2 separate regions of the Homo sapiens genome follow, and region 2 is linked to region 1. A link is a loop called in an ENCODE intact Hi-C map of the cell type or tissue named here. Cell type or tissue: PC-3. All regions are shown on one strand. Links, peaks and the distances in the headings refer to the core of each region. The heading gives the core; the rest is flanking DNA. Region 1 overlaps DIAPH2 (diaphanous related formin 2). Region 2 overlaps LOC107985714 (a long non-coding RNA gene).

Region 1 (12,107 bases), core at 2,699-10,698:
AGCATTGGTTCCTAATAATTTGTAAAGTACTTCGTTTCTGTTTGTTAATTTGCTTACCAAATCTGTCTATCAGTCACTTGCATTTGTTCCCAAACCTATATATGCCAGTGGTAATTGCTATTGTAACTATATTATTTAATTAAACATGCAATTTGATGAAATGTGTGAGGCAAAAGAAATCTTTCTATGAAAATTGAGAAGTCTTTTGCATAAATTGATAAAGGCGCTAAAAGGATTGCTACTGAATTAAGCATAGGTGAGGTAACTGAAAGCCTAGGAAAAAAATAACAAGTCCAAAAGGATTCATATGGCTTTGCAGGTGTCTCCAGTTTCTATCTTCTAAAGAAAATGAAACTACATATAGTAGAGAATGCATTAAGGGATGGTTTATGAAAGGAAGATGCTCTGATGTAGCTCTACATCAAAATATTGATAAATGTGTATTTTGATGTCATAAATTAAAATGTTGAAGGTAATGTTTGCTTTTAATGATTCCTCCATTACCAACTTTAAAAAAATTAACCACACACTGGACCTTATCATGTCTGTATAATACTTTACAGTAAAAGCTCGTTTTCCATGCTATGAAATGACGTTCTAGTTAACATTTCCCTTCTTTGCCATTTCTAGGTGTAGTGAAGGACCAGCATACCTTCGAATCAAAGTTTGTTGAATGATCATCGTAGTCAAACAGATTTTATTCTAATTATTTAGAATTTACTAATCACAAATTGTTGCTTTGTTATAACATTCTTTCCATGACAGATAAAGGCATTTATTGAATATGGTAATTTTATTTTGTGAACATGATAAAGTAGGGAATGATTTCAGTATATAGTGACTGAGTCCTTGCCATTAAAGATTTTTTCAAGTACGGTACTTATCCAGGGACATACTTTCTGGAACATTTGTGGTTCCTCTTAGGTAATCTTGAGGAATTCTATATATTTGTACCTTGACATTATCTTAGTACTCCTGCTGTTTTTAGTAGGATTTTTGTTTGGGAGGTTGCTAAGTATTATTTAGAAGTGAAATCTGATAAGGGGATTCTAAAACCTTTCTCCTACCACAATAGTTCTTTTCAAATGCAGATAAACTGTCATTCAGTGAGACTACCTAGGCTCAGCCTTCAGGGTAGGATGAATAAAGCAATATATTTGCTGGATTGACTTTTTGTCCAGGCTGTATCGAAAAAATAATGTACTTAGCCACTGACCATTTATGTCTTTTTAATGATTGTATGTATAGTAGTCAAATGGTTAGAATTTATATGCAGAAGGATATACCATATCACATTTTCATTGTAAATTGCTGCTTTACTCTCCTGTCTGCCACATTCTTTCTGGTGATTCTATATTTGTGTTGATTGCTTTTCATGGATAATAAAGAAATTTACATTTTTCTCTTTTTACTTTGTGTGGATTAATGCTCTAGATTTGAATGCCTAATGCTAGTCAATCTTTGGATCACATATGTAATACTCCTCCATAATAGCACCCCCCTCCACTCCCACCATATGATGAGGAGGGAAAATTTTTTCTAAATATTTTATTTTTATTTCAGTAGTTTTGGGGGAACGGGGGGTTTTTGGTTACATGGATAAGTTCTTTAGTGGTGATTTCTGAGATTTTGGTGCACTTGTCACCTGAGCAGTTTACACTGTACCCAATGTGTAGTCTTTTATCCCTCACCCTCCCTCCTGAAAATTCATTGCATCATTCTCATACCTTTGCATCCTCATAGCTTAGCACCCACTTATGAGTGAGAATAAATGATGTTTGGTTTTACATTGCTGAGTTACTTCACTTAGAATAATTGTCTCCAACACTCCACTCAGGTTGCTGCAAATGCCATTATTTCATTCCTTTTTATGGCTGAGTAGTATTCCATGTTGTATACATAACACATTTGCTTTATCCACTTGCTGGCTGATGGGCATTTAGGCTGGTTTCATATTTTTGCAGTTGCTAATTGTTCTGCTATAAACATGCATGTGCAAGTGTCCTTTTCATATAATGACTTCTTTTCCTTTGGGTAGTGGGATTGCTGGATTAAATGGTAGATCTACTTTTAGTTCTTTAAGGAATCTCCATACTGTTTTCCATAGTGGTTGTACTAGTTTACATTCCCACCAGCAGTATGTGAAAGTGTTCCCTTTTCACCACATCCATGCCAACATCTATTATTTTTTGATTTTTAGATTATGGCCATTCTTGCAGGAGTAAGGTGGTATCGCATTGTGGGTTTAATTTGCACTTCCTTGATAATTAGTGATGTTGAGCATTTTTTCATGTTTGTTGGCCATTTGCATATCTTCTTTTGAGAATTGTCTATTTATGTCCTTTGCCCACTTTTTGATGGGATTATTTGTTTTTTTCTTGCTGATTTGAGTTCCTTGTAGATGCTGGATGTCCTTTGTCAGATGCATGGGAGGAAAATTAACAACTGGTTAGAGTAATAGTTTTAGAATTTGTGTATATAGATTGCTGGTACAAAATGATTGAATGCCTATGTGTTATCCTGGCTGTATAGTGAATCAAATGGGTAAACTATTAGAGATAGTATATGAGGTAAAGACAACTTTTTTTTTTACTTTTTTTCATTTTCAGAAATAACTTGCTTTTTCTTTTAGCTCTGCTGTTGCTGTGTTTATCTATATTAGTTTTTAGATGTAACAGTCTATTCAAATGTCATAATATTTGTTAGAATTTTCTGTTCTTGCACAGGGTGGACTTTCTGTAGACAGTAGGTCTGTGGTAAAAAATAAATTTAAAAACCCCTGAACTTCTAAATGGGTGATATCCTTGGCAAACTAAAGTAATCACATGGCTAGATATTGAATTTTTAGAATATTGAACTGTACTAAATAAGCAGATTTATTACAAAGAGGTTGTAAAGGTAGAGTTAGGTTCTAATCTTAACTCCTCTGTGGCTTTAGCTACATCACTATGCTGGCTCTTCTTCATGTTTGTATCTGTCATCTTCTCTGTCATCATCATATATTGTTCTCCCCAGTTGTGTTTCATTTGACTTCATCACGCCTGCCAACCAGGTCCCTAATGTTATTTTTCAGATGTTTTATTCTCTGAAAAACGTTGTTGCTCCTTCTTTTGTGGATTTTTTATATAATTTTTTCATCCTTTTTTTTCTAGAGCTCTACCAGCTTGGCTTTTACTTCCCCTTTTATAATTTTTCTTAAAAAGATCTTTATTTTTATCAAAGTACCATATGTACATAATTAAAGTTAGGCATACAGAGGGCTTGCCATAAAAAGTAACAACTGATGCCCCACCCTTTCCTATTCCTAATGTTGCTCACCCTGTGGCAACCCTGTTAACTCTTTTGTTTTGTCTGGTAGTTTTCTCCTTATTTCTAAATAATATGCTTATAATGTTATGTATTACCTTATCTATTTTAGATATTATCTATTGCCTGCCTGCTATGATAGAAGAAGATTAATCTCACATCAATCTTCATCACCCTGTCCTTATCATCAACAATACAGTTATGATTTTTAGTTTCTCTCGTCTAAAGTAAACCTTCTTTGATCTTTTTTACATAATCTATGAAGAATAATACCTGTAGTCCATCTAGATTTGTTTGTTGCAAATTTTATGCATAGATCCTCTGGTCACTTTCTGATCATTGATTTGAAAAATTAAGTTCTATTTATTTTTTTCCACACTGGCGAAAGTTCTCAGGGAACTCAAAGATAGTTAAACATTTTAACTATCCCTCTTGATACTCTCTGCTTTTGAATTTACCAAGCAGAGGAGAGAGCAGGAGTCTCAATTTTTAGTGGTTCCCTATTTTCTTATGCTATTCGATCCCACTCATGATTTGTCTTGGAATTGGTCTGGCTATCTACTATGAAGAGTGGTATGGTGTATGTGCACAGATGTGCACATACACACTTATGTGCACAAGGCACGTACTAGTACATATTTCCAAACTCATGCATGTAAAAGAGATGATAAAGGGGACCTGGATTAACTCACAGCCTGAACTTGAGCTTGTTTTCTTGTGTACCTTTGTTCCTAATTTTTAAAAAATTTCCTTTATCTTGAGAATGTCTTCCCGAGGTTTTGCAATCAGTGATCTTTGTAGCAGTGTCAACCTAACCTCCTGCCTCAAGGATTGTGTGTGTGTGTTAGTGTGTTTTATTTTTTTTAAGATGAACTCTATTTTTTACAGCAGTTTTAGGTGCACAGCAAAATCAAGCAGAAAGCAGAGTTCTCATATTCCCTCTATTCCCACACACCCACAGGTTACCTGCTATTGACATCCTACACCACAGTGATACATTTGTTGCAGTCAAGGAACTTATGTTGACACATCATTCACCCAGAGTCCATAGTTCAGGTTCACTCTTGGTGTGCCTTGTGTGATTTTAGGCAAATACATAATGGCATGGATTTACCATTATAGTAGAACATACAGAGTAATTCCACTGCCATAAAAATCCTCTATTCACCACCTGTTTATTCTTCCCTCCCTTTAACTCCTGGCAACCACTGATCTTTTCCTGTCTCTATAGTTTTGCCTTTTCCAGAATGACATATAGTTGGAATGATAGAGTATGTAGCCTTTTCAGACTGGCTTCTTTCACTTAGTAATATGCATCTAAGGTTCCACCATGTTTTTTTCATGGCTGGATAGCTCATTTCTTTGTAGCACTGTATGATATTCCATTGTCTGAATGTACCACTGTTTATCCGTTCACCTACTGAAGGACATTTTGGTTGTTTCTAAATTACAGCAATTATGAATAAAGCTGCTATAAACATCCAAGTGCAGGTTTTTATGTGGACATAAGTTTTAACTCATTTGGGTAAATGAGTGCTATTGCTGGATCCTTTGGTAAGAGTATGTTTAGTTTTCTAAGACACTGCCAAACTGTGTTCCAAAGTAGATATATCAAGGATTTTTGCATAGGTTGTTCCTACAGCCTCCACTTTTTTTTCTAATTAGACTATACTCTTCCTTAGGACTTCTCAGCTCAGCAATCTCTCATTACCTCATTGATTTAGTAACTACCTGCCATTATATGCATTCATGGCACATGTATTGCTTCTTTATAGCACGTATCATAAGTTTGTGTGTGTGTTTTTTTTTTTTTTTTTTGAGATGGAGTTTTGCTCGTTGCCCAGGCTGGAGTGCAGTGGTGTGACCTCGGCTCACCGCAACCTACACCTCCCAGGTTCAAGCCATTCTTCTGCCTCAGCCTCCCGAGTAGCTGGGATTACAGGCATGCGCCACCACACCCGGCTAATTTTGTATTTTTAGTAGAGACTGGGTTTCTCCATGTTGGTCAGGTTGGTCTCGAACTCCTGACCTCGGGTCATCCATCTGCCTCAGCCTCCCAAAGTGCTGGGATTACAGGCATGAGCCATCGCGCCTGGCCTGTGTGTAATATGTTAATGTCTAGCTTCCTCATTAGTTTGTAAGCTCTATGAAAGCATGGATCATGTTTCATTTGTTGCTCAGCATTTTACCTCTAGCACTTAGCCTGGTGTCTGGCATTTTAGCAAGTATTTATTAAATATATGTTAAATGAGTGAATGAATGAGTAAATAAATAAATCAATAAATTGTATCAATGTTCTTTTTTTCCATAGTGATTGATAACTATGTTTTGATTTGGCAAGTTTATTTTGCTTGGAGAATTTTACCTATAAGATAGCAGAAAAGCTGGGCAAAATCACTTGAAACTTCATATCAGAAGAGACTAGACACAAAAGTTTTTCAAACCCCATTTTTTGTATATATGTGTCTGTGTGTGTACATATGATTGTGTATGTTTAAGTATTAAAAATGGTGTGTTTTCAAGTGAATTAATTTGTGATAGCTATTGACCTGGCAAGGAAAACATTAGGTAACTTTTTAAAAATTGTTATTATTAAGCAAGGGACATTTCTTGACTTCTCTTAAATGCCATGAATGATTAAATAGTGAATTAGAGAGTTCTGTATCTTTTAAAAAATTACTACACTAAAACTTTGCTTGCATTCTTATAGGATAAATGTATATTGCACACAAAATCACATGTATGATTTAAATCTTAGTGAAGACTTGCATGCAGCTTATTTCTGATAATCATTTGATTACTCCTCAGTCCAAATAAAAAAAAATCTAGGTAGCAAGGCATTTATTCACATCATTCATTTTTGTGCAACAAAATAGTCTTGCAGTTGACAGTGAACTTCAGAATGCAGGTTTTCAACTCAGGGCAATAATTATTAACATGAATATTCACCTTATGAATATTGACTATATGAATATGCAAGCTATTAATGGAGTCAAATGTCTTTGAAAGTCACACTCTAGGGACACTTGTTGCAATTCTTCACTCTTTATGGCTGGATTATATATGCTTTCCCGTGGCAGTATTGATTACACAGTGAAGATTTATTCTCTTTCACCATTGGAGTTACATAGTCCTAGTGAAGAGGAAGTGGGGCACATGCAAGATGTAATGTGCTGCTTTGCCTCATCTTTATTTCTATTTTAAGCTTCAATGACCTAGACTAGAGTATTTTACAAGAAATTTTATGTGTGATTAAGAGTGAGTCTTTTCATGTTTGTTTAATGATGAGAAACGATTAGGGTTTGAGGGAGTGACTGCTACCCAGTATGTATTTAAACATAGCCAAAAGTAGCAGTCTTATCATAGAAATATTTTCATAGACGTAATAGCATGAGAATAAGATGCATTTGTTGTCTTCTTTGCTTTTGGTTTAATCTTTTTTTTTTTTTTTCTTCTTGTCTTGCAGTATCCTTCCAAAACAAAAGGCATAACCTAACACTTTTATTGTGCTTTGAGTACCTCTCCTCTGGACCAGGTCAACCATACAACTCTTTCAGTCATCTGGTTAGGATAGAAAACTTATTTTGCCTTAGTGTTAACACATCTCAGATGACAACGGATAAACTGAGCCTTTAATATAATAAGTGCACAACATTTTGCAGATATGTTTAATCATTGTCCCTTCAATAGGGGTTTGGTTTTGATTTTGTTCTGATGCTGCTACCATTTTAAAAAATGCCTTTAGGATTGTTTGGGAACTGTATTCAGAATTAATTTTGTAAGAAACATGAGAAAGCTATTCTTATGGTCACATTAGTTTTGAGTCTAGGATATACTTGAGAGCCTGCAATAGTAATCAGAGTTTATTGTTTTTGAAAAGGAGCAAGTGATTTGAGTATGTACATTCTAGTGTATTAAAGAATGAATTCAATCCTTATATTATTTTCATACCTTATAATGGAGATAAGTTAGTTACTGATGTATAGTCTCTTATGTATTGTTTATTTCAGCAGCTTTATTATTTAAATATAATTGACATACAGTAAGCTGCACATACTTAATGTGTACAGTTTACTAAACTTTGCGTATGTGAAAACCACCCTCACAATCAAGACAGTGAACATATTCATCACCCTCAAAGGGGTTATACCTCTTGGTTACCTCCCGTCCCTCTCTTCCATCCCCAAACTGAGAATTAGTTTGCATTTTTGTCAGTTTTCTGGAAGAGTTGCCGTAGAATTGATGTTTACTAGAACACCCCAGTAAAGCCATAGTGTTGGGTCTTCTCTCATTGTTTATCAGTTTTATGGATCTTCAAAGAAGCAACTTTTGGTTTTATTTTTCTATATTTTGATATTTCATGATTTAAATTTTGACCCATTATTTCTTTTAGCTTGCTTACTTTGAGTTTCATTTGCTTTTCTTTTTCTATTTGCCTAAGGTGACAGCGAAGGTCATTGATTTGAGTACTTAAGAGCTTATTTTATAATATAGGCATTCATTGTTAGAAATTTCTCCCCAATTACTGCTTTTTGGTGTCCCACAAATCCTTATATTTTGTGATTTTAATTTTACTTAGTTTAAATATTTTCTAATTTCTCTTCTGATTTCTTCTTCTACCGATCGTTTACTTAGAAGTGCATTGTTTATTTTCCAATTATTTGGGGATTTTGTAGAAATCTTTTGGTTTTGATTTCTAAAGACTGCTGTGGTCAGAAAATATACTTTGTATGACTTGAATACTTTTACATTTATTGAGACTTTGTTTTATGGTAAATGTTCCATGTGCACTTGACAAAAAATATGTAGTCTTCTGTTGTTGGGTCGAGTCTTGTTCGGGGCCTCCATATCCCTGCTGATTTTCTGTCTGCTTGTTCTATCAATTATTGAGAGAAGAGCACTGAAGTCTGACTGTTACTGTGGATTTGTCTGTTTCTCCTTGTAGTTTTCTGTTTCTGCTTCGTGTATTTTGAAGCTCTGTTATTACAGGCATAACTGTTTAGGACTGTATATCCTCCCGATAATTGACCCCTTTGTCATTATGAAATGACCCTTTTTATACCAGGTGATTTTTTTTTTTTTTTGCTGTGAAATCCACTTTGCCTGATATTAATACAGCCACTCTAACCTTCTTTTGACTAGTGTTAGCATGGTTTATCTTTTATCCTTTTATATAACATGTCTTTCCCCCACCCGCTCTGGCTGCTTTTAATATTTGCTCTTTATCACACTGGCTTTCAGTAACTTAAGATGTGCCTTGGTGTACTTTTCTTCATATTTCTTGTGCTGGGGTTCTTTGGGCTTTTGGGAATCACTGGTTTATATGTTTTTTAATTTTTGTGGGTATATAGTATATATATATATATATATATATATATATATATATATATATATTCACATGAGATATTTTGATACAGGCATACAATGTATAATAATCACATTGGGGGAAATGGGCTAACCATCACCTCAAACATCCTTTGGTACAAACAATCCAATTATACTCTTTTGGTTTTTAAAAAATATACAATAAACTTGTTGACTGTAGTCACTTGATTGTGCTATCAAATACTAGATCTTAATTATTCAATCTAACTTTATTTTTGTACCAATTAACCATCCCCACACCTCACTCTCCAACTTCCCAGCCTCTGGTAAACATCATTCTACTGTCTATCTCCATGAGTTCAATTGTTATAATTTTTTTAGATCCCACAAATAAGTGAAAACATGCAACGTTTGCCTTTCTGTGCCTGGCTTTTTTTTCACTTAACATGTCCTTTAGTTCCATCTGTGCTGTTATAAATGACAAGATCTTGTTCTTTTTTATGGCTGGATAGTACTCCATTGTATATATGTACCACATTTTCTTTGTTTTTTTTTTTTTTTTTTTTTTTTTTTTTTTTTTTTTTATGGTGTCTCATTCTGTTGCCTAAGCTGGAGTGCAGTGGCATGATCTCAGCTAACTGCAACCTCTGCCTCCCACGTTCAAGCGATTCTCCTGCCTCAGCCTCCCAAGTAGCTGGGACTATAGGCGCGTGCCATCATACCCAGCTAATTTTTGTATTTTTAGTAAAGATGGGGTTTCACCATGTTGGCCAGGCTGGTCTTGAACTCCTGACCTCAGGTAATCCACCCGCCTCAGCCTCCCAAAATGCTGGGATTACAGGCGTGAGCCACTGTGCCCAGCCACCACGTTTTCTTTATCCATTCATCTGTTTATGGATACTTAGGTTGCTTCCAAATCTTGGCTGTTATGAATAGTGCCACAATAAACATGAGAGAGCAGATATCTCTTTTAATATACTTATTTTCTTTCTTTTGGGTATATACTCAGCTGTGGCATTGCTGGATCATATGGTACTTCTATTTTTAGTTTCTTGAGAAACTGCTAAATTATTCTCCGTAGCGGTTGTACTGATTTACATTCCCACCGACAGTGTACGAGGAATCCCTCTTTTCCACATCCTTGCCAGCATTTGTTATTGCCTGTCTTTTGGATAAAAGCAATTTTAACTGGGGGTAACATGATACCTCTGTAATTTTGATTTGCATTTCCGTGATCAATGATGTTAAGCACCTTTTCATATACCTGTTTGCCATTTGTATGTCTTCTTTTGAGAAAAGTCTATTCAGATCTTTTGTCCATTTTAAAATTGGATTATTAGATTTTTTTCTCTATATAGAGTTGTTTGAGCTACTTATATATTCTGGTTATTAATCCCTTGTCAGATGGGTAGTTTGCAAATATTTTCTCCTATACTGTGGGTTATCTCTTCACTTTGTTGATTGTTTCCTTTGCTGTGCAGAAGATTTTTTAATTTGATGTGATCTTATGTGTCCATTTTTGGTTTGGTTGCCTGTGCTTGTGGAATATTATGCAAGTAATCTTTGCCCGGTCCAATGTCCTAGAGGACCTTCCCCAATGTTTTCTTGTAACAGTTTCATAATTTGAGGTCTTAGATTTAAGTCTTGAATCCACTTTGATTTCATTTTTGTATATGGAGAGACACAGGGGTCTAGTTTCTTTCTTCTGCATATGGAGATCTAGTTTTCTCATTACATTTATTGAAGAAACTGTCCTTTACCCGATGTATGTTCTTGGCACCTTTGTTGAAAATGAGTTCACTGTAGATTTATGGACTTATTTCTGTGTTCTCTATTCCGTTCCATTGGTCTCTGTGTCTGTTTTTATGCCAGTACCATGCTGTTTTGGTTACTATAGCTCTATAGTATAATTCGAAGTCAGGTAATCTGATGCTTTCGGTTTTGTTCTTTTTTTCTCAGCATAGCTTTGGCTATTCTGTATCTTTTGTGGTTCTGTATAACAGTTACCATTTAAAAAAAATTTCTGTGAAGAATGTCATTGGTATTTTGATAGGGATGCATCAAAAACAAAAACAAAAGTAAAAAATGAAAACACAAAAACCAGTTTGTGACATGGTTAATTAAAGTGATCGGGATTTTTACAATTCTCTTTCACTTTTCTACCCTTCTACCTGAGCATCTGGTTAATCATGGCTGAACGTTAACCAACCCCTTCCAACTTTCTTGCTTAGACTCCAGGTATAACCTCTTGGATTCGGGTCAAAATTGCTTACTCAATAATTATCTTAACCTCAATCTGACAGTCTCCTTTTATTTTGCTTAATAGTTATTTGGCAATTCCTTTACTGAACTTCATTAGTCCTTAAAAACTGTGTACATATAGCTTCTTTCAGTTTCCAAACATTTTTCCTTCTAATTATTGTTTCTCTGGTCATGTGATGTATCTTTTCCTTGCCTGTTGTTTATTACAAAAATCTCTCCAGCCTTGGTCAAAATTCTATCCTTCTGGGCTCACATACCACAGGCTCCAGCTCAGGCACATATTGTATTTTTATTAAAAATATAGCATAGATACAGAATTTTGGTACTAACAAGAACAATACAGTTTATTACTTACACTCGAAGAGATTGAGAGCATACTTCTCAGTCTCTCTTCTAGGTTTTGCCTTGTCACATGATGCTTAAGGTATTTTCACCCTTGATTATTGGAAAAATTCAGCAAAACCTTATTAGAATACTTTAAATATATATAATACAGTTTGGGGATTATTTTATTAGCATAACTTTGTATGTTCTTTAAGCTAGAACATTCTCATTGGTCATGCTGGCAGGGAAAAGAGAAGCCAGAAGAAAATTCAAGTCACTGTTCCGTAAGAACAAATGTTAACATTTGGGCTGGATGGTCACATCAACATGGATTTTGACAGAAAATGTCCTGTCAATTTGATGGATTTTACTTGTGATAAATATACTTCCAGAGAGCTTGCAACAAACCACTCGGTTATAAATGGGTATTTCTGAAGTAATCCTTTCTGATTTGTTTTCAGTTCTAGTCCCTCCCCAATAAAACTGTACCCTAGAATGATGTAATTAAAACATATGAGATGTAGAGACTAGGAAACTTTTTAGTAACATGTTATACATGTGACCTCATTGTATACTGGTTTTCCTTGTCCTGATTCCATTCAGTAGGACTCTTAGGCCTGTGGTTCTACCTTCTTACTGGAACTGGAGGGAAGCTTCTGTTTGACCAAGCTAGGTCAAAGAAAATGAATTTTTTTGCTGTTGGCTGTCTCCAGAGTTTATCTTGAAATCATCAAGTACCTGAGGGATTAAGTTAATATACTCATTTTGCATGTTGCTGGAACTAAAATTAGGTAGAAGAAAGCAGAAACTGGGAAGTTTTTATGTTTGTTTAAAGATTTATTATGTATTATGGGTGTATCTAATCTTCTTGTCATGTAATTTAAATAAAT
Region 2 (12,107 bases), core at 1,403-9,402, 240 kb before region 1:
TTGGGAGAGATACATAAACAAAGCTGGGGATTATCACCATACAAGCTAATAGACTATTTTGAAAGTGGTCTGTTAGAAGACTACTGTGGGCTACCCTGCTAATTAGAGGGAATAGAGTAACCTATACATAGAAGTGATTCCCAAAATGATTCAAGAAAACACATGAATTCCAACTGTAGAATACACCTGGGATAGTAGGTTAAGTAATCAGTTCCAGTGTTTTAATACACTGGAATCCCAAAGGCAGATTTATGCATTCTGTCTCTGGGTGGGGTGGGAGTTGCTGCTATGAATGCTTTCTGTTATACAGTGACCAAGTTGAAAGGATTGTCCTTGCTTATAATATGTAGCAATCACAAAATTTACATCTGGATTTAACACTACATATACTAAGCTAGAAGAAGAGGCTTATACTACTCCTCATACTTTGTAAGAAGATTCCAAGGAATAAGAGGTATAGAACAGCTGCTTGCATTGAGACTTAGGTAAAAGAAATCCAATGTCCAGGTCACTACAGTAGGAAATGACATAGACCAAGATAAAGTGAATTTCCCTTGAGTTACTTCCTTGTATACATACATACTTTGTTATGCTCATGAGTCAGATATACGATATTAGATTTGTGCAAACGTAGTTGCAGTTTTTGCCAAATGATTGCTACTATTCCTGTTTGCTGGCCCGTGACATTTGCCAAATAGTTGCTACTATTCCTGTCTGGTTTTGCCAAATGGCAAAAACCGCAATTATTTTTGCACCAACTTAATAATATTCTTTTATAAATTTAGTATGATAAAATACTGGCTGCTTACCAAACAGTGCAAAGCACTTTATATTTAAGGTTCTGTATACTCTTAGTGTGCAGGTTAAAAGCATATTAATCTATATGTATTGGAATCTTTCCAGATTTTGTACTACTATGATTACAAGCATATTGACAGTGGGGTTTAATGACAATTCTATTCTCTAAGAGTTCTTTCTTTATGGGTCTCTGGCACAGTTTTCCTCCTACATTATTCCCAGAATGGCTTTGAGTCATTCAATTTTATGATGTGCTGCTCCTTTTGTGCTCACTCCACATGTTATGCGAATAGAGAAACACCTAAGTCCTAGCCCTAAATTTCCTCTTCAACCTCACCTTCTACCCTACATCCTGGCAAGCCCTTCAGATGAAAGTCATTTTCATTCACATTTTGAGATTTCCTGGAATTATTGTCAATGGAATAAATTGGAATTGAGAGTTACTCTCTTATTTGCCATCTTCTTATACATTACTATGAAATGTGTAGAGGGAGTTGCTGATAAATAGCAATTCAAGGTCTAGTGCTAGTATTTGTGTGCCAGGTGTTTAAAGTGGCTAGATGTAGTCCCAAATAATGCCACCACTCCCTCCACACTTGTAAAATCAGGATGTATTCAGTAGCCCGTTCACTTTTCAATCCTATAATCTCTTATAGAAATTCCAGCCTGACAGTTAAAATACCAATTCTCCACCTAAAAGCAATTGTCTCCACTCTTCTTCCTTAATACTAGAACCTGACTTTTTTCAAGGAGTAGGTAGATATCCCTTAATCTCAGGGTGGACAGAGCTCTAACCCAGCCCCAGTTGGTAAGCTAATTGTTCTAGTCATTTTAGTTCCATTGTCTTCCCCTAGCAATTTATCTAGGGTTGGGCCTCTAGGCCAAGCTATAGCTTGGTGAGTTCTGACCAATAAGATATTAAAGAGAGCATGGTGGGCTCTTGCTAGAAAACATTTTGCTTCCTGGTAAAAGGGACAGGGCATAAAAGGAGAGCTTGCTGACACTGTCTTCCCTCTTATTTCAGCCTTAGACTAAGAAGAGAAATTTGGACCTCTGAGCCATCTTACAACCATGAGATGATAATCATAAGACAAAAAGACAATAGAAAGGAAATAAAAGACATAATTTCTGGGTCTTTGATGGTGCTGTTGAGCAGCTGAACCAATATTAGCAACTGCTTACCTGTAGAACAGCAGATCTCAAACTTTTTGGTCTCAGAACTCTTTATAATCACACTTATTATTGAGGAATATTAATTTCTCAGCTTTGATAAATGTGTAATGTTTATATAAAACGTTAACAGAGGAAGCTGAATAAAGGATATGTAGAAGCTGTTATCTCTGTAACTCTTCTGTAAATCTAAAATTATTTCAAAGTAAAGAGTTTTTTAAAATTATTGAGGATTGCCTAAAACCTTTCTCTAATATGGAACATATCCACTGATGTTTACCATAGTATAAATAAAAATGGAGAGATTTTTTAAAATTTTATTTATTAATTTATTTAAACATAAAAAGAATATCTATTACATGTTAACATAAGAAACATTTTCATGAAAATCATATTTTCAAAAAATAAATTTAGGGAAAGGAGTAGTACTGTTTGACATTTCTGCAAATTTCTTCAAAGTCTGGAATAATAGAAGACAGCTGGACTCATCTCCTTCTGAATTCAATCTGCTGTAATATGCTGTTCTGGTTCAATTATATGAAGAAATTCTAGCCTTACACAGGTATTTAGTTTGAAAAAGGAGTATGTTAATGGCCTTTTCAGATAACGTAGATATTTCTGCTTGATACTACACTGAAATTTAACAAGCGATAGTTTTTTTTAAAAGATCAATTGCAATATGGAAGCTGAAGTCATATCAATGAGCTTTTCATACTGTATTATATTAAAAGCTATTTTTCAATCTTTCATTTTGAATGGGTCTTCTATCCACTTATTAGTTCATACCATGAGGTATTAATTTATTATTTGGAAAATACTGGCCCACTGAGTGATGCAGGACTTCTAATTAATGACCCATTTTATAATGAAATATCGAAAAATCACATTTGTTAATACCACCATTGATTCCACCAAGTCTTTAAGTTGGGAAGCTGACAAGCTCATGGTGGCAGATGTAAGTTTTTCCAGAACTCTAATTTTCACTTGAAAGCTTGAATGTTATTATCAGCAACAAATACTTTAAATTGTTTTCCTTAAAAATGACAGACTTATTTTGTTCATTTTCAAGAAAATATCTGCCAAATACCCAAGTCTGTATCACCACAGTAAAAATGATGTTTCATGAGGAAAGCAGACAATTCAGCTCGTTACTCAATTCTGCAAGTTCTTTCCTTGAGACAACCATCAAACTCCAGTGTGCAGCAGAAGTACCTTATTAAAACTTTCCATTTTATCCCACAGAATGTTAAGAAAATGTGTACTCGAGGGTTGAGATTTAATAAAATTAACATTTTACTGTTTCTTCAAGAATGTTCTAAAGTAGAACTTGCTTTTTTTTTTTTTCCACAAATTCATGGCAGTGAAGGATACCAATGACTACTGCCAGCACAGTTTGGTGTCACCCCTTTGCTAAGATGCCAGCAGTTTTAGCCTCTGTTGCTTTAGCATCATCTATACAAATGTTAACAGGAAAAAAGGCAAATAAAATCTTATAATTATTGTTAAAAAGATCTTGAGGACCCACAGGGGTCCGTGGATCACACTTTGAAAACCACATTTAGACTTAAGTGAGAAAAATAAATTCTTATTTGTTTAATCCACTCTTACTCAGATTTTCTGTTATTTGCAACTAAAAGCATTCCTGATAGATGCAGCATAATATATTCTTGAGTATTCCTTGGTATTCAAAACATCCATGCTTCCACTTAATGATTGTGGCAAAAAAAAAAAAAAGCTATTTATCTATTTGAGTTGAGTCTCTTCTTGTGTGGAGACAGAGATAATTCATACTTCAAAGTCCTGTGGCTTTTCCCTTGCTGATCCATGAGGGTTATGCTTCTCCACGTATTGAAGCAATGCTAAGCAACCCTCAGACTGCATAAAATCTATCTAGTTTTGAAATATTTCCCATGATTTAATTTCTAGAATACGAATCTTAAATTACTAGTTATTGAGCAGTGATTCTACTCATTTCCATAGGTGTAGTATTTAGAAAGTCTTCCTTTGCATTACTGCTGCATCAGGTTAAGTAGAGAAGCTGCTTGTCTCAAGAGGATTGACTCAGAAACAATTCCAAGGCATTGCCAAAGGCATGGCACCAGAGACCTTGGACACAAGGTACACGACACAGTGAAGGTGAAGGTGAAAGAGAAAAGACCCAGGAATAAAGATTAGCTCCTGTGTGCTTCTATTTTAGGGACAGATTGTATCAAGAGTATTGGTTTCATTCTAATCTATTCTATAGTTTGGGAGTAGTAAAGAACATCACTTAGTATTTTAAATCCCCACTCTCTGCAATATCTAATTACAACACTTGACATTTGAGTACATTTTTTGTGTAATAAAACCAGTAGGTAACATAGGGAGAGGGAGATTGAAAGATCTGGAGACAAAAATATAAATTTGGCCAGAGTTTAGCTACAGGGTAATGTTTAATGAAATATTGCTTTTTAAAGACCAGGAGATTCCTAAACTCTGAAATATTTGTCAGAAAAATGAAACCCTTTAGTAATGGAAAAATAATAATTTTTAATGCCTAAATTTAATTGCATATGTTTTGATTTAAAAGACATAATTTCTTACTAGGAATAGAAAGAAATTTTCTTAAACTGGTAATGGACATCTATGAAAAACTCACATCTAATGTCATACTTAATGGTGAAAGACTGGATGCATTTTCCCTGAGATTAAGAGCAAGACAAGGATTCCATTCTTGCCATTTGTTCATAACAGAGTACTGGAGGTTCTAGCCAGGGCAATTAAACAAGACAATTTTGTTAATTTAACAAAATAAGTTCAAAACGTATACTTTGAAATCTATAAAACTGTTGAAAGAAACTAAAGAAGATTACATAATTGGAAAAATATCTTTTTTTATGTATCAGAAGATCTAATATTGTTAAGATGCAATATTCCCCAAATTAATTGACACATTCAACACAATCTCTATCAGAACTCCAGCTGGCTTATTTGTAGAAATTCACAAGATGATTCTAAAATTCATATGGAATTGCAAGAAACTCAGAATAGCCAAAACTATCTTGAAAAAGAACAAAAGTTGGAGGGCTCACAATTCCTGATTTTAAAACTTACTACAAAACGACAGTAATCAAAACAGTGTTGTACTGGCATAAGGAGAGACATAATAGATCACTGGAATGGAATTGAGAGTCCAGAAATACATCTATGTGTCTATAGTCAACTGATTTTCAACAGGGGAGCCAAGACCATTTAATGGGGGAACATAGTCTATTATACAGATTGTGCTAGGACAACTGGATATCCACATGCAAAGAATAAAGTTGGACCCCTACCTCATACCATATTCAAAAATTAATTCAAAATGGATGATCAACCTAAAAATAAGAGCCAAAACCATAGAACTCTTAGAAGAAAACATAAAGGTAAATCTTGATGACCTAGGATTTGGCAGTGGATTCTTAGATATGACACTCGAAGCATGAACAATGGATAAGAATGTTCAACAATGGATAAGAATGGAAAAAATGGATAAGTTAGACATCGTCAAAAATTTTTAAAATATTTTCTGCATGAAGGAACATTATCAAGAAAGTTATGATGACCTACAGAAGGGAAGAAAATATTTAAAAATCATGTATCTGAAAATGGCCTACTATCCAGACTATATATAGAACTCTTACAACTCAACAACAAAGAGACATATAACCCAATTTAAAATGAGCAAATCACTTAGAGATTTCTCCAGAGAAAGTATATAAATGGCCAATAAGCACAGGAAAAGATATTTAACATCGTTAGATACTAGGGAAATGCAAATCACAACTGCAACAATGCACAACCACTAGGATGGCTATCATTGAAAATACAGAAAAGAACAAGTGTTTGTAAAGACATGGAGAAATTGGAATCCTTAAACATTGCTGGTAGGGAATGGAAAATGGTTCAGCCACTATGGAAAACAGTTTGGGGGTTTCTCAAAAAGTCAAACATAAGACCAGACACAGTGCCTCACACCTGTAATGCTAGCACTTTGGGAGGCTGAGGTGGAAGAATCATTTGAGCCCAAAAGTTCAAGACAAGCTTGGGCAACGTAATGAGACCTCGTCTCTAAAAAAAATTTAAAAATTAGCTGGGCATGGTGGCACATGCCTGTAGTCCCAGCTACTCTGGAGGCTGAGGTGGAAAGATCACTTGAGCCTGGGAGGTCGAGGCTGCAGTGAGCCATGATCATGCCAATTCACTCTAGCCTGGGTGATATAGTGAGATCCTGCCTAAATAAAAATAAAAATAAAAAGCATAGAATTACCTTATTACCCTGCAAGTTCACTCGTAGGTATATACCCAAAAGATTGAAAACAAGTATTCAAAGAAGTACGTGTACGCATGTGACTCACTGCAGCACTATTCACAATAGCCAAAGAATGGAAACAGTCCTATGTCCATCAATGAATGACTGGATAAACAAATTATAGCATAACTGTACAATGAAACATTATTTAGTCATAGAAAAGAACGAGATACTGATGCGTGCTACCAGAGAGATGAACTTTGAAAACATTATGCTAATTGGAAGAAGACAGTCACAACAGATCACATACTAGATGATTTTATTTATATGAAATATCCGGAATAAGCAAATCCATAGAGACAGTAGATAGTGTTTACTTAGGTCTGGGAAGGTTTATGGGATGAAGGTGATAGTTAAAGGGTGCACAGTTTTGTTTTGTTTTGTTTTTTTTTTGAGGTGATGAAAATGTTCTAAAATTGACTGTGATAATGATTGCACATATGTGTAAATATGCTAAACAATATTAACATGTACACTTTAAAAGGGTGAAATGTGTTATATGTGAATTATATCTTAATTAAGCTGTTAATTTAAAACAATCTAATTTCTTAAAAAATATAAAAATGAGGTTTATATAGATTTTTCTATTTTCTTAATATCTCTCAAGCAAAACAGACTTTTCATCAGCATATTTGACAGCCATTTCTCTGACAACACTTGCCAGCCTGTTTGTGCCTACCATCCTAATACAGAAAGCAGAGAAGCTGGATATAGGCCTGGGAAAACTGCTCATGAAAAGAGCACCTGGCAATACCCATTACCAAAATTATCTGAACTTGGGACAGAGTTGACAATATTGAATTATTACAGTAGAGTGGGAGAAGGGCTATACTAGCTGTATCCAATAAGATAGAAGCTGGATAGGAAGATTGAGAAAAAGGTATTCAGGGTTCCTATCTCATCCATGAGTCAGGGTCACAGAAGACAATAATCAAGGTTTGTATGGAAAGATTTCTGGGAGTTGCCATGAACCGAGTTAGTACAAGTAGTGGGATGAGGTGAGGATGGGGGAATCAGTGTACACAAACTAAGAGAAACAACCGAGATAACTAAGGATGGGAGTCACTGGGTTATCTAATTGCAGAAAATGATTTTCTCTCTTTCAGTGGATCTTACACCTACCAGGTCTTACATCAAATCATCTTAAAGATGCAGCTTATCATTTTAAAATAAAATTATGGGAGTCTCAATTTGAGTCTGTGCATGATCAGACAAGAATAGACATATCTTGCAAACTGGTTGAATAAACCCAGTTAAAGTCCATGTGCTAAGGAGCATCTTGGAATCACTCTTCCTGAGAAAAGAGGGGTCCAGGAGTACAGTCAGTCCTCTAGGGGTGCAGTGATATTGGGTAGAACATGATGTATGTCATTTGTATTAGCCTCTTGATCCAGCCTCAAATAAGTCCTAAACTCTTAAGTTGAAACCGCCTTTGCAAAAATTTTAAACTGAGGAAATTATGACAGTGAAAGAGATTAGACCTAATTGACTCCATCTTGCGTCTAAGTTTTAAGCTGTACTTGTTCATTCCTGAGCATAGGCCGAAGTAACCTTGGGAAGAAGTGCAGTTTATGGTTTCACTCTGAAACAAAATTGATAATAGCCCTTTACTGAAAAGACCCCTTCTTGCCTGGGGACCAGTCTGCCTTTGTAGGACTGACAAATTAGCTACAAGATTAGAAATTATGGTTTAGGGGTCATGCAGCCTCTGTCTGCAAAAGTCTGAACTTCCCAAATTGCTTGGGGATAACATCACTATTGTAAAACCTGAGATCAGTGCTTGAGATATTTGCAGATCCTGCACTGGATAGATCAGCTGACATAACCCAGACTGGTAATCTGGCTCAACCAGTTCTGCCTTCCCACCCAGGAACAGAAGACAGCAAGAAAACCTCACTTCGATCCCCTATGATTCCACCTCCAACCTGACCAATCAGCACTTCCCACTTTCCTAGCCCCTAGCCGCCAAAATATCTGTTTAAAACGCCAATCCCCAAATTCTCCATGAGACGGATTTGAGTAATAAAACTCCAGTCTCCCACACAGCCAGCTCTATGAAGTACTCTTTCTCCATTGCAATTCCCTTGTCTTGATAAATTGGCTTTGTCTAGGCAGCAGGTGAGGTAAACCCGATGGGCAGTTACAAAGTACTTGGGGTTATAGGCATCATTCCATGGGATCCCTCATCAATAGAGGGTAATACTAGAGACAAACAAGAGCAAGTAAAAGAAGTAGGCAGCCTGGTAAAGGTGCTGTTGCACTCAGTGGACTGATTTGTTCATAAATATGTTACTGGTAGAAAGTATCTGAGTTACTGGCAGAGAATCACATGGGTCTGCAGCAACCTCAGTTCTTGCCTCCTCAGAAGAAACAATCCAACTGAGGGGAATAAGGCAGAAAAAAAGACCAAGGCAAGTTTCAGAGCAGGAGTGAAATTGTATTAAAAAGCTTTAGAGCAGGAAAGAAAGGAAAGTACACTTGGAAGAGACCCAGGTGGGCACCAAGAAGGTCAAGTGTGGCATTTAACTTTGATCTTAGGACTTTATAGGCTGACCCACTTCTGGTGTATTGCACCCCTTTCCCATGCTTCTTCCCTTAGTGTGGGCTGCCCACATGCGCAGTGCCCTCCTTACGCTTGGGAGGTGAGCACGCGCAGTGTGTTTAGAAGTTGCATGCATGCCCATCTGAGGGTTTCTTCCCTTTTCCGGTGGAGTGCCCCCAGAAGGTCATACTCCACCATTTTGTCTCTTAATGTACATGCCCAGGCTCACTCACCCAGTACCTGCGATTTTATTGGAAGCTCTTTTTGCTTCTCCCTGGTGCCTGCATTCAATTAACACTCTAATGTAACAGCTGTGGACCATCAGGAGATTGTCTCTCCCTGGCACGGTTGCCGAATTATCATTTTTAGAGAGGCAATGTGATAATTGTTGAACCATCACCTGACATTAACTGGTGGGTGGGGGAAGAGCCCTCTCCTGCCCCACTCATATCTGTCTAACTACCTGTAACAAATACACATAAGGGAACCCTTGAAACGTTCCAGAAACTCTTGGGGGAAGGATCTTTAAAGAAACCTGTAGTCATGTGTCAAACAGATGGGGGCATGTACAACTTATTTGAGGTATTATTATTTACGTGAAACTCAAAGGCTGGTGAGGCCTGGAGAAACGGGAATCATGGACAAAGTTCCTAATCCTTCTGGAGCAGCCGAAAATGATCTTACAGTGGAAGTGACCTTTGACTCATGACCTGAGAGAGGGTCCAAAGGACATTTCAGACTAGAGCAGAGGGTATGCACAAAGACACAGAGGGTCACTATGCTTATTTTTGAAAATTAATTTGCATGGACCAAGTGTTTTTCGTTTTGTGCATAGCTACACGTGTACATATTTAGCAGGAATCCTGGCATTTGACCACAGTAGCCACTGAGAGCAGCTCAACTATTTCTCATAACTGTTAAAATTATTCAAATATTAGAATTGGAAGGAACCAAAGATGCCATCTATACTCCGCCACCATGAAAGTGCAAGGGATAATTGCAAAGCTATTAGCAACCTCCAAGGCTCAATAACCACCTTGCTTTCATACAACATTTGCTTTGTCGTGTAAATTAAGAGGCACTGAATATCACCACAGGATTTGGAAGGCTGAGGGGATGCCAAAAATCTGGTCAGCAGGTCATAAGTATTTCTTTTGTTAATCTAATAGTCTAGTAATTTGACATACAATGAGGGCAGAAAGTTACCTCTATAATTCCTTGAGGTTCAGACAGCATTTATACTCCTGACACTCCATTTGCATGAAGAGAGACAGAAGAAAAGGGTGTTAATGTCTAATTGTTAATGGATCACATAGTTTAACTCTAGCATCTAAATGTCATGATAGAGCCTGCAAACTGAACACTGTGAATCTAATTGAAATTATTTTTGTGTCACTTTACAGTGATTGTTTCTTTCACATTGTCTCAAATAATGGCTGAATTAATTCTTCAGGAATTATACAGAGCAGAATTCCCTTTATATAGAGAAATAAGATGATCTTGTATTACTGTAGTTAAAAAACAAATAGCAAGCACTGACTACAGTACCAAATGTCATTTCTTTGAAAACCTGGGCCAACAAAAAGCAACTCTAAAATTCAGTAAACAGATTAAAATGAAAATGTTTCCATGACTTTTCTCTTCCAATGCAATTTGACTATGACAGTATTTCAAGGATTATAAACAAAAACCTTGGTAACAGATACAAGAACTTTAAGCATACTTATATATTATGGCACATGCATTATATTTAGCCTTTCCAGTGTGAGATTATCAACAACACATTGTTATCAAAATTACACACCAAAAATGTCCCATGCCAAAGCTAAAATAGTCATTTCTATTTCGTTTTTAGTAGCTTTAATTTTAAACTATTCTTAGGTTCATAGAGTACTATTACCCAGGTACTCTTCATTATTGTTAGGCATTACAAGCAAAAAAAATTTAATATAAAATCTGCATGTTGGCCAGGTGCAGTGGCTCACGCCTGTAATTCCAGCACTTTGGGAGGCCGAGGTGGGCGGATCAACATGTCAAGAGATCAAGACCATCCTGGCCAACATGGTGAAAGCCTGTCTCTACTAAAAATACAAAAATTAACTGGGCGTGGTGGCACATGCCTGTAATCCCAGGTACTCGGGAGGCTGAGGCAGGAGAATCGCTTGAACCCAGGAGGCGGAGGTTGCAGTGAGCCGAGATTGTGCCACTGTACTCCAGCCTGGTAACAGAGTGAGACTCCATCTCAAAAAAAAAAAGAAATCTGCATGTTATGCACCTTGTAATAAGACTAAATTAGCACCATCTACACAAAGAATTGTTAGAGATATAAAGTCTAAGGCCTTTCTCTTAAAGGACTTGTGGTCTAGTGGACAAGATGAGATATATACACACAAAATGCTCAACATATGATGGTACCTCTGTGTCAAATGAACGTAACAGACAGTAACAGCTATAGGAATTCAGATGAGGGTCCAAGATTCCTCTGTATAATATGGCTTTGCAGGGCTAGAATTTCTAAAATGCTTTCTTTATGCTGGACAGTTTAGCTGCAATTAGAGCTGAGATACTATTTGTTAGACAATAGTGTATTGGTTATTGTCTCATAACCCTGGGATGGTTAATTATGTCAATTGTAATTTTTTCATATTTTATTAAAATATCTAACCACATGTATTCCAATTATCATATTAAAAATAACACAATAGGAGCAAAGCTTAAATAATTAAAATATCTAAATATCATATAGTCTTAATTTCTTTTTTAAAATTCACTCCCTTTATGACTAAAAACTTGTATCTTCAGTTTCCAGATCCAAGAAGATGTGCTAATACCAATCGCTTTCTGACAATCACTATACCACTAGCATAAAATTTTAAAGTGACCTCAATATAATATAATCTCAGTGGTTTTAATATGGAACCTACTGAATATGCAGTTCCGTACTCATCCCAAACTCTAGATTTTCCCCTTTTTCCCTCTTTAGTAAAATCTATTATATTATGACTGCATGAGATGAGCCATCTCCATGAGATGGAGAAAGTAGAAAATAAACACGAAAATGAGATTCTTTAGGTCATTTGTAAATGCATCGCTTCATTCAATCTGCCCTCCATTCCATAAGTTGCTTCAATAAAGTGATTGTAATCAGTCTTAGGAAGATTAATACAAACAAAACTAACATTTCCCTTCTCTTCTAGTTAATATCTGCAGTCAGAGGCTTTCACATTTATATGTAAGAGAGGAGAGAGGCCGGGTTTGGTGGCTCAC

Evidence for each region. A loop is a pair of places that touch in the nucleus more often than their neighbours do. Peaks named below come from ENCODE experiments on the same cell type or tissue, not always from the same donor. Only the 100,000 strongest peaks of a DNase experiment are listed, where the experiment ranks them.
Region 2: a loop joins it to region 1, with 2.7 times the contacts of the local background. A loop is called at or near these places in 1 of 110 quality-filtered maps.

What each region holds. Positions count from the first base shown.
Region 1 is chrX:96,709,160-96,721,266 of GRCh38, forward strand. The region is part of intron 1 of DIAPH2 (diaphanous related formin 2); the gene reads left to right. Among named protein-coding and RNA genes, the nearest start is that of DIAPH2, 30 kb to the left of the region's middle. In PC-3, for the core only: no CTCF peak of the experiment used is centred there; a DNase peak (open chromatin) is centred at 6,582; H3K4me3 peaks cover 361 bases; H3K27ac peaks cover 1,243 bases.
Region 2 is chrX:96,473,917-96,486,023 of GRCh38, forward strand. The region is part of intron 1 of LOC107985714 (a long non-coding RNA gene); the gene reads right to left. Among named protein-coding and RNA genes, the nearest start is that of DIAPH2, 200 kb to the right of the region's middle. RefSeq lists an enhancer at 9,544-10,363. In PC-3, for the core only: no CTCF peak of the experiment used is centred there; a DNase peak (open chromatin) is centred at 6,375; H3K4me3 peaks cover 146 bases; H3K27ac peaks cover 2,124 bases.